Linked DNA regions of Homo sapiens: region 2 is linked to region 1. The links are chromatin loops, found by intact Hi-C in ENCODE. Cell type or tissue: PC-9. All regions are shown on one strand. Links, peaks and the distances in the headings refer to the core of each region. The heading gives the core; the rest is flanking DNA. Region 1 has its middle 54 kb from the start of SPATA12. Region 2 overlaps SLMAP (sarcolemma associated protein).

What was found. A loop is a pair of places that touch in the nucleus more often than their neighbours do. Peaks named below come from ENCODE experiments on the same cell type or tissue, not always from the same donor. Only the 100,000 strongest peaks of a DNase experiment are listed, where the experiment ranks them.
Region 2: it touches region 1 in a loop (6-fold over the local background); 1 of 110 quality-filtered maps calls a loop at or near these places.

Annotation. Positions count from the first base shown.
Region 1 is chr3:57,003,887-57,009,268 of GRCh38, reverse strand. It overlaps a transcript of ARHGEF3 not described here. Among named protein-coding and RNA genes, the nearest start is that of SPATA12, 54 kb to the left of the region's middle. RefSeq lists enhancers at 1,394-1,688, 2,244-2,775. In PC-9, for the core only: a CTCF peak has its summit at 2,283; DNase peaks (open chromatin) are centred at 1,578, 2,068 and 2,678; H3K4me3 peaks cover 1,914 bases; H3K27ac peaks cover 3,608 bases.
Region 2 is chr3:57,851,100-57,856,481 of GRCh38, reverse strand. All of the region lies in intron 6 of SLMAP (sarcolemma associated protein), which reads right to left. Among named protein-coding and RNA genes, the nearest start is that of SLMAP, 97 kb to the right of the region's middle. In PC-9, for the core only: CTCF peaks have their summits at 3,165 and 3,368 (motif pointing right); no DNase peak of the experiment used is centred there.

The sequences.
Region 1 (5,382 bases), core at 56-5,055:
TTTTTTAAATAAAAAATTTTGATTTCATAGTTCATTCTTGAGCGTTCAGCTGAAATGAAAAGTGAAAAAGTTTAAGCAATATGTTAAAGGGCAGGGGTGGGGAGGAGCCGGACCTCAGAATGGGAGCCTCAAACTTGAGGCTCACAGGGCCAGCCCATCATGAAAATGAGAGCAATGGCTTGGGCCATGCATTCTGTTTCCCAGGAACTCATGGCCCATCCTGGTTCCTGCCTCCTGTTGAGAATGCTAGCCCATGGGGCCAGATCTGCCAATTTCCCAAGATCATGTAGAAATTGGAATCTTAATGTAAAACTTCCCAATTCTCATGAGAGCCATCTGGACTTTGAAATGTTGGCAATTCATTGAAAAAAATTCTTTTAAATATATTTTTGAGCTGGAATTGAAAATCCACCAGCTTGCAAGGGACTTGAGAGATGCTGTGCTTGTGCCCCTAGGGTTTACAGATGCGGAAACAGAGGTCCAGAGAAAAATGACAGGGCCTGGTACAGTGACTCATGCCTGTAATCCCAGCACTTTGGGAGGCTGAGGTGGGTGGATCAGATGAGGCCAGGAGTTCAAGACCGGCCTGGCCAACATGGAGAAACCCCGTCTCTACTAAACATAACAAAAATTAGCTGGGTGTAATTGCCTATAATCCCAGCTACTTGGGAGGCTGAGGCAGGAGAATTGCTTGAACCTGGGAGACAGAAGTTGCTGTGAGCCAAGATCACGCTACTGCGCTCCAGCCTGGGTAACAGAGTGAGTCTCTGTCTCAAAAAAAAAAAAGGCTTGTCCGTGGAATCCAGCTCTCTGGAGCTCCCACTGCAGATCTATTTCTTCCAATTCCATCCAGACAGTGTGTTTCTGTTTGGCAAGCGGGCTGTTACGTGGAGTTTTATTGCAGGTAAAGGGGTCATCCAAACTGCTCTGTGGAGCTAGCAGAGTGACCACAGGAGCCCCAGGAAGCGTGAGCGTGGTCTTCATTCTCGGTTGAGCCAAAAAGGCTCACACGTTTCCAGACAAGGCTATTCTTGGCAGGGCCACCTCCTAGGGATTAATCATACTGAAAAGCTCACAGATTTAATTTTGCTGAAGTTTGATCTGTTCTAGGAAAGTACATGTAGCGTGGCTCAACAGAGAATTTTCTGCCCAAGGATCTACACGGTTAATATATTTTGGAGATCTCAGCAGAGCACAAAGCAGGCTAGAAAAATTCTCGTGGTGTTAGGCCAATCCAGCTTTGTCCTCTGGCCAGGAAAGTCCAGACTGCCCCTGGACCATGGCACAAACCCAAGGTGCCCAGCTAAGCAGCCCTGCCGGGAAAAGGTGATGAGAAACTTGCCTTTGCTAAAATAGTTGAGCTGCCAAATGATAGCCTGACCTAGGGGCTCAGAAATGAATGTTTCCTGTTATGCAGGAGGAGAGGGGCAGGGTTTGATTCTTGTGTTCTCATGTGCTTGCTCACTCTGCTCGTAATAAGGAGAGAAGTTTTATTTTTGCAAGCTATTGCAGCGTGAGCCCTAAACACCAAAGCCAGTCTCTTGAAGAAAACTGATCAGGATCCAGGAGCAGTTGTCAGGCCCCTGGAGGGTGACTCATGAGCAGCAGAGTTCCCGGAACTCACCCGTCCCTGGTCGGCTAGGAAGAGGCTGAGTGTGGTGGTAAATGTGGAGGGGCGGGCGCAACACTGCAGGCATGGCCTCTGTTTTTGAAAAACATTGTGTGTTCGGGTCAAAGCATCCATCCCCTGTGAGCAACCCAATTTTAAAAATAGGAGGTTCTGCAGAAAACCAAGATGCCTGCCTGTTTTCACCTGGAAGACCAAATTCTCACTTTCCAAGCCTGATTTTGGAATAAACAAAATCAATTCCAGCTCAGCCTCAGCAGAAGGCACGTGCAGTGGTGACTGTTTCATGGCTGTCTTTCCTTCAGGGCTGTTGGAGGTGTTTCTGGAACCAGCGCAATCAATGGCAGGAACAACTGGTTTTTCAGGCTATTGAGAAAGTCTGATTTATGTGGCTGAAGTATGGTGTTATTGACCCCCCCACCTTCGACTCCTAAGATTCCAGAACAAACTGAGAATTCATGTGAGTCAGCACCTTATTTATTAATTCTTTATGGATGAATAACATAAAAACAAAAGTGCACAAGTAACTGTACACCTTGCTGGGTTTCACATGCTGAGCACACCTTAATAGTCAGCACCCAGAGTGAGGAGCACAGTGTGACCATCGCCCCAGGAGCGCCCCCTGTGGCCCCTCCACGGGCAGAACCAGCAGCCCAAATTCTCACCGTGTGTCAGTGGAATATCACTTGGATGTTGGGTCAGGAGTTTTGGGCTTAAAGATCCCTAAGCAGGGTTGTGCCATCCAGCTTTGGGAAAACTCAGCCAGGGAGGGTTGTTCTCTGAATGTCAGGAGGGAGACTCCTGTGGCGCTTAGGGCCCAAGGGAGATGCTGGTTCATTGGTTCTGATGGAGATGGATTTCCAGGCGGGCATGAGAAAGTGTGACCGTGTTTGGGGGGGTGTCGAGAGCAGGCAGCACATTGAACGAGTGACTGTGTTGGTGATGTTGTGTGTGTCACTGATACACGAGCATTTTCTTAAAGGCCGGATTATTTAGGACCTATGAAAAGCTACGATCTGCCTGTTGGGGGTGGGTGGGGTGAGATTCTGAACTGGAGCCAGAGAGAAATGCCATGTGTCTTTACTGATAGAAATCTGATCACCCCGGATGCTGCCTGTCAGCATGTGGGCTCTGGGGAGCTGTTTTCCTAACGGCTTGGAAGAAGCTTGTGGACAGTGGAGATCGGAGCGGGGAGCTCCGCCTAATGAGTTCCTTGTCTGTTGGCTGAAGGTGTGGGGTTTCTTTGAGGGAAGCCATTAGCCACTTTGATGGCTTGTTTGAAAACAACTGAAATCTATCTTGTCGGTGTAGTGGTTCTCCAGATACCTCACGCTGGTCATTGGCATCGACAGCTGGGAGCTCCCCTGGCAGGTGTGGCAGAACTTGGCTTCTCAGTGATTTGCTCTCACGTTACTTTAATGCATGACTGGGATGGTTTCTATATATACACTTGCTTTATGTGGCTCCAGGGAACAGGGAACATGGCAGATCCTATTAAAAGTGGTTCCTGGTTATCCAATATTCATTCAACATTGATTAAGCCACCAACTGTGTGCCAGGTGCTAGGGATAGCTTTATTTACAGTTATGGGGCCATCAGGCTTTATGTGGGTGCAGTGTTACAGGTAAGTTAATTATAGGCTTGAAGGCTGTATGTTGTCATATGCGTTTGTCACTTCTAATAGGTGCTCATCATATCCTAACAAGAAATAATATTGATTTATCCCAGAGGAGATCGCATACGTAAAAAACTTTGAACACTAGAAAGCGTTTGGCAAATCTGAGGGGTATTTTTGTTCCAGGGCATGTAACCTTCCCTTTCTATGCTGAGTTATGGTACAGAAGGGAGGCCCTCTGCCGGGTGCCCAGCAAACATTATTCTCTGCTTTTTACATATTAGAGAACGGAGCTTTATGGAAGTGATGCCGTCACTCCTTCAAGGACCCAGTTTACAGCTCCAGGTCCTGACCCTCAGCGCCAGACATGGATGAGTGAGGTCTATAGACAGAGATGGCAGGAACCCCTCCCGATAGGGAGCAGGATGGGCAGGCTGTCACAGCAACTGAAATGCTAGGCTTGTTTAGAGGACTTCCAGTGAGTCTGTGATTCATGTTGAGATTGCCCCGTTGCACAAAAAAATCCAGTTCTCATTGGCAACACTCCTTTCTCCCTTGTTTGATTTGACTGTGTGGCAGTGGGGACAGGTGGCACTGAGATGGGTTGCCACAGACATTTCTACTGTTGAGTTTGCCTCCCTGGGCTCTCATTCTGCTCCACTACTTACTAACTGTGGTTCGTGGGCAAGCTACTTTATGCTCTGTGCCTCAATTTCCTCATCTGTAAAAGGGGATAAATGTTAGTACCTAGGATGTAGTATTATGGTAAGTATTATGATAAGATTAAGTACTCAATAAATGCTGTCATTTCTTTTAGCTATTCCTGGACGTTCCCATTCCCATCTCTCAAATCTCTCAAATTCTGAAGCTGTTGTTCACCTAGGAGGTGCCTAGTAGAATCATTGTAGCTTATAATTTTGGCCTTATAGTCTACATTTTAGCAAGGGCTGAGATCCCTTGCAGATTCTAAGAAAGCATCTATAAAGAGGAAGACTTTCCTTTTTTGTACCTCCATTTATTTCAGGGATTACAGAGCTATATATATATATATATATTTATTTATTTTTAAAATGGAGTCTTGCTCTGTCACTCAGGCTGGACTGCAGTGGCACAATCTCAGCTCACTGCAGCCTCAAACTCCTGGGCTCAAGTGATCCACCTGTCTCAGCCTCCTGAGTAGCTGGGACTACAGGTGTATAGCACCATGCCTGGCTAATTTTTAGAACGGAGACAGGGTCTCACTATGTTGCCTAGGCTGGTCTTGAACTCCTTGCCTCAAGCAATCCTCCCGCCTCAGCCTTCCAAAGTGCTGGATTACAGGCATGAGCCACTGCGCCGGCTGCATAAACTATTATTGTCTAGGCATGTAATGAAATCTCAGTTTGCTTGGACAAGCTGGGGTAAGACTCTGTGACATGTTGTTTAAGATCAGTGCATGCTGGGGCCAGTTTACTTGAAAGGGGATCTGTAGATTGAAGATGCTGCTGCCTCTCTTACATGAGAATAATCTGCTTATGTGCCTGGCCTTGGCCAGACAGAAAGGAAATGTCGGGCATCAGCTGTCTGAAGGTGCGGTGAGGAACTGAAGAGAACAGAAGGAAAACCTGGCTGGTAAATGCAGACGAGCCACTGAAGGATTCCAGGAAGGAAGCCCCGAGGGTGTTGCTGTCTCCCTTGCCAGCTTTTTATCTCTTGCAAATGTGGACACGTTATCAGGGCGGATCTATTAGAAAATGAATCCACTGAAACATCTGCAAATAAGTGGCTCCAGACTGTCATTATCTCCCTGGGTTTTGTAACCAGTTGTGGCTGACGAGGACATTCTGCTGGGAAGGTCAGGGTCCTGTGTGTGTGGACCGAACACCTTCCCTCAGGTTCGCACAGCACCTCACTGGGCACGGCTGGGGCCCATATTCCATCCAGTCTTTAGGAGCAGGTGGTAGCTTCTCTGCCTCCCTCTGGATGAATGAGCTCCTTGAGGGCAAGGACTGGGGTCAGGGTCATTGACTGTGGTAGTTTCCAGTGGCTGCTGTAACAAATTACCACAAATCTGGCAATTTCAAACAACACACATTGATCATTTTACAGTTCTGGAGATCAGAAGTCTCCATGCAGTCTCACTGGGCTGGAGTCCAGATGC
Region 2 (5,382 bases), core at 319-5,318, 850 kb before region 1:
TGTGCTTATGTCTTCATTTTTAACAAAAAAGTTTAAAAAGTAAAAGCAAGTTTAAAAAATTTTTAATAATAAAAAGCTTATAAATTAAGAATAGAAACAATATTTTTGAACAGTTGTACTACGTGTTTGTGTTTTAAGCTAAGTGTGAATACAAGAGTCAAAAAGGTTTTAAAACTTGTAAGTTTATAAAGTAAAAAAGTTACAGCAAGCTAAGGTTAGCTTATTATTGAAGAAAGAAGAACTTTTTTTTCTTTTTTTGAGACAAGAGTCTAGGTCTGTCACCCAGGCTGGAGTGCTGTTGCATGATGATGTCACTAAGTGATGGCTCACTGTAATCTCAAACTCCTGAGCTTATGATCCTCCTGCCTCAGCCCTCCAAATAGCTAGGAGGCAGACACACACCACCATGCCCAGTTAATTTTTTTTTTTTTCTTTTTCTGAGACGAAGTCTCTCTCTGTTGCCCAGGCTGGAGTGCAATGGCGCGATCTTGGCTCACTGCAACCTCCGCCTCTTGGGTTCAAGCAATTCTCTCACCTCTGCCTCCTGAGTAGCTGGGATGACATGCAGCACCACCACGCCTGGCTCATTTTTGTATTTTCAGTAGAGACGGCGTTTTACCATGTTGGACAGGCTGGTCTCGAACTCCTGACCTCAAGTGATCCGCCCGCCTTGGCCTCCCAAAGTGCTGGGATCACAGGTGTGAGTCCCCGCACCCAACCTCCAGCTAATATTTTTATTTAAAGTTTTTTTTTTTGTTTTTTTTTTTTTTAACAGATGGGGCGTTCTTATGTTGCTCAGGATGGTCTTGAACTCCTGGTCTCAAAGATCCTCCCACCTTAGCCATCCAAAGTGCTGGGATTTCAGGCATGAGCCACCATGCCTGCCCCAAAAACTTTTTAAATATATATTTAAAGCAGCCTAAGTGTACAGTGTTTATAAAGTCTACAGTAATGTCCAGTAATGTCACAGGCCTTCACATTCACTTACCACTCACTTAATGACTCACCCAGAGCAGCTTCCAGTCCTGCAAGCTTTATGCATGGTAAGTGCCTTGTACAGGTATATCATTTTCTATCTTTTTCTTTTCTTTTCTTTTCTTTTTTGAGACAGAGCCTTGCTCTGTCATCCAGGCTGGAGTGCAGTGGTGTGATCTCGGCTTACTGCAACCTCTGCCTCCTGGGTTCAAGCAATTCTGGTACCTCAGCCTCCCGAGTAGCTGGGACTACAGGCATGTGCCACCATGCCCAGCTAATTTTTGTATTTTTAGTAGAGACAGGGTTTTGCCAAGTTGATCAGGCTGGTCTCGAACTCCTAGCCTCAAGTGTTCCTCCTGCCTCGGTCACCCAAAGTGCTGGGATTACACTGCCTCCAGCCTTTTTCTATCTTTTATACTGTTATTTTTACTGTACCTTTTCTGTGTTTAGATATGTTTCTAAACACGAATACTATTGTGTTACAACTGCCTTCAGTATGCAGTACAATAACATGCTGTATGGGTTTGTAGCCTAGGAGCAATAGGCTACACTATATAGCCTAGGTGTGTAATAGGCTACGCCATCTAGGTTATGTAAGTACAATGTATAATGTTCACACAAAGACAAAATCACCTAATGAGATCATATGCCTGTTAAGCGATACATGATAGTATATACATGTATACATGTGTATATATACAACCACATACACATATATGTGAATATATGTGAAATATATACATCTCAGAACAAACTCATTCCAACTGAAGCCAAGATAATCTGGTCATCAGCAAAAATACTTTATAATGGCTTAATTGCACAAGTATGATATCCAAAATAGAAATAGCTTTTAATTTTTCCTTTTAAAAATGTTGTTTATATAAACGTATACATTTTTGTTTTATTTCTGAGACAGAGTCTCATTCTGCAGCCCAGGTTGGAGTACAGTGGCATGATCTTGGCTCACTGCAACCTCCACCTCCCGCGTTCAAGCAATTCTCATGCCTCAGCCTTCTGAGCAGCTGGGACTACAGGTGCACACCACCATGCCCAGCTAATTTTTGTATTTTTTGTGGAGATGAGCTTTCTCCATGTTTGCCAGGCTGGTCTTGAACTCCTGGTCTCAAGTGATCTGCCTGCCTCGGCCTCCCAAAGTGTTGGGATTACAGGCCAAGAGCCCCCGTGCCCGGCCAATATATACATTTAAAAAGAGAGATTGCTTCACTCGCACAGCCTATTGCATTTTCAGGTGTTCTGATTCTCTCTGACTATATAACACTTAGCAGTAATTAATATACCAAAATAGGTAAGAGTCCACTGAATATTGGTTCAATGTAATTAAGGGACTTATAATGGGAGAATTAAATAACTATTTGGCAGCTCCAAAGATATATATATCCAAAGATACATATATATTTACACATAATATATATATATAATGTGTTATATATGTTATGTGTATATATATACACATTATATATTATATATAATATATATTATATGTAAATATATATATATATATATATATATATATATATATATATATATATAATTTTTTTTTTTTTGAGACAGAATTTCACCCTTATTGTCCAGGCTGGAGTGCAGTGGCATGATCTCGGCTCACCGCAGCCTCCGCCTCCTGGGTCCAAGTCATTCTCCTGCCTCAGCCTCCCGAGTAGCTGGGATTACAGGCATGCGCCACCACGCCCAGCTGGTTTTGTATTTTTAGTAGAGACGGGGGTTTCTCCATGTCGGTCAGGCTGGTCTCGAACTCCTGACCACAGGTGATCCGCCCGCCTTAGCCTCCCAAAGTGCTGGGATTACAGGCATAGCCACCGTGCCCAGCCCAAAGATATATTTTACAGAGAAAGACATTGGTGTACAAAGTCTAAACTTTAGGTGGCTTGTTAACAGTTAATAGCTGTTAAGCGAGACTCCTTTACTCAGAATCAAGGTGAAATGCTCATAGCACTTAGTTGTGGTTTTGGCATACCTTCTTCACCTTGTTCTATTCCTGTCATTATCCAGAGGAACACTTATGACCCTAACGCCTCTGAGACACCTCAACAGAGAAGTATACACTTCAAACATAGTACTTGAGGTTTAAAGCATTAATTTATTGCTCTCCACATCCTTGATAAATAATGACTACGGAAAATTTTGTCTACTTAGAGGTACTACATTTTAATATAAGCTATAGGTTATAATAAAGCTATCGGTTAAAGAATCTAATAAAAAGCCATACACCTCAGAATCCATATTAAAACACAGCTTCACTTAAGAGACTATTTGCCAAGTTTAAGTTCCTAAAACATTCCTAACATTCAGGAAATCACTCAGATGCTGCAAAAAGTTTTACTGAAAAACAAAACCATCAACCAACCATATCTTTAGAATCTACTTCCACTAGATGGTGTAATTTCACCTTTTTAATTCAATTCCATTTAGAGTTTAACTCCATGAACTATATCCTAACAGAAATCTAATATGTCCAGGAATGGTCTTTTAGTTAGTTCTAAGGTATAAAATGCATCTATTCCAGTTTTTACTTAAAATGTTCACAATTTACATTAGAACTTTAGCAGTTCAATAAGAACATATACAGAAAAGACTGGTATAATTTTATCTCAAAGAGCTAGAAAAGGAACAGCAGAGGATTAGGACACTAGGGATATTCACAGAACAAGAAGGTTGGAAAGAGTGAGAGAGTGAGGGAGTGAGATTTGCTATCCACGATGACTAGTAACAGTAGTATACATGCCTGGGCAAATAATTTAACCTATATGAGCCCCACATTTCTCATATGAAAAATGAGGTTTAAACTACATTAATCTCAAAGTTTTCTTCCACCTCTAATAATAAGCAGCTTAATTAATGTGCCTTCCTATTGAATGGTAAACTACTAACATTTATGGCATACATTCTATGTGCCAGGAACTGTTCTAAGTGCTTTACATATATTAATTTTTTTATTCTTCACAATTCTGTGTAAGTTAAGTGCTATTACTATATCCATTTCACAGATGAGGAAAATGAGGCACAAAAGGGTTAAACAACTTTTCCAGTAGGTCAGAAATTAAAGCCAAGGATTAAATGAGGGAATTTTGGCTTAGAATACTCTTAAATACTCTATTAAAATCCAAATGTGTAATGTTTTTCTATGCATACATTATGCCTGGTGGAAGATAAGATCTGATTAATACATTGATAATTTTCTGTTCATTTTCATAGATGTGTACATTCTTAACTAAGATGAAACTGTTCTCACTGATTGATTCCTATAAAAGAATGTAGGGGTCCGGGTGTGGTGGCTCAGGCCTGTAATCCCAGCACTTTGGGAGGCCAAGGTGGGCAGATAACGAGGTCAGGAGATTGGAGACCATCCTGGCTAACACGGTGAAACCTCCTCTCTACTAAAAATACAAAAAATTAGCCAGGCGTGGTGGCACATGCCTGTAGTCCCAGCTACTCAGGAGGCTGAGGCAGGAGAATCGCTTGAACCCGGGAAGTGGAGGTTGCAGTGAGCCAAGATCACGCCACCGCACTCCAGCCTGGGCAACAGAGCAAGACTCCACCTCAAAAAAGAATATAGGGACCCAGGATCACAGGTTTGGTTCTATTATTTGAAACAAAAGACAACTGAAGGCCTACCCACATAAAATGACTCACTCAAGGTCACAAAAGTGGGTTGAGTAGCAGAACTAAGATAAAAACCTCAATCTTGCCTGGTGCGGTGGCTCACACCTGTAATCCCAGCACTTTGGGAGGCCAAGGTGGATGGATCACTTGAGGTCAGGAGTTTAAGGCCAGCCTGGCCAACATGGTGAAACCTAAAAATGTACTCTACTCTATTAAAAATACAAAAAATTAGCCAGGTGTGGTGGCACATGCTTTTAATTCCAGCTACTCGGGAGACTGGGGCAGGAGAACTGCTTGAACCCGGGAGGTGGAGGTTGCAATGAGCCTAGATTGCGCCAGTGCACTCCAGCGTGGGTGACAGAGCGAAAGTCCATTTCAAAAAAAAAAAAACAAAAACAAAAAATACCTCAGTCTCTAATCTCCTGATCCAGGAGTTTTCTTTAACCATGCTCCCTCACCAGAATAAGAAACATAATCTAGCCCAAACCCACAAAAACCAGAAAAAAAAAAAAAAACAACCCAAAACACTTGTTTGCTTTTTAAAGATTTATACGGTTCTTTAAATATGGCATTAACTTGAAGCAGTATCTGCTCTACACCAAGAAATTATTCTGTGAATCCAGCAGCACAGCACAGTAGTTACACAAAGCAGAAAATCTGAGGTCTGGCTGTCCAGGTTCAAATCCCAGCTCTACCATATACTTGATATGTGATACTGTATAAATTATTAAATCTTCCTGCCTCTCAGTTACTCTATCTGTAAAAATA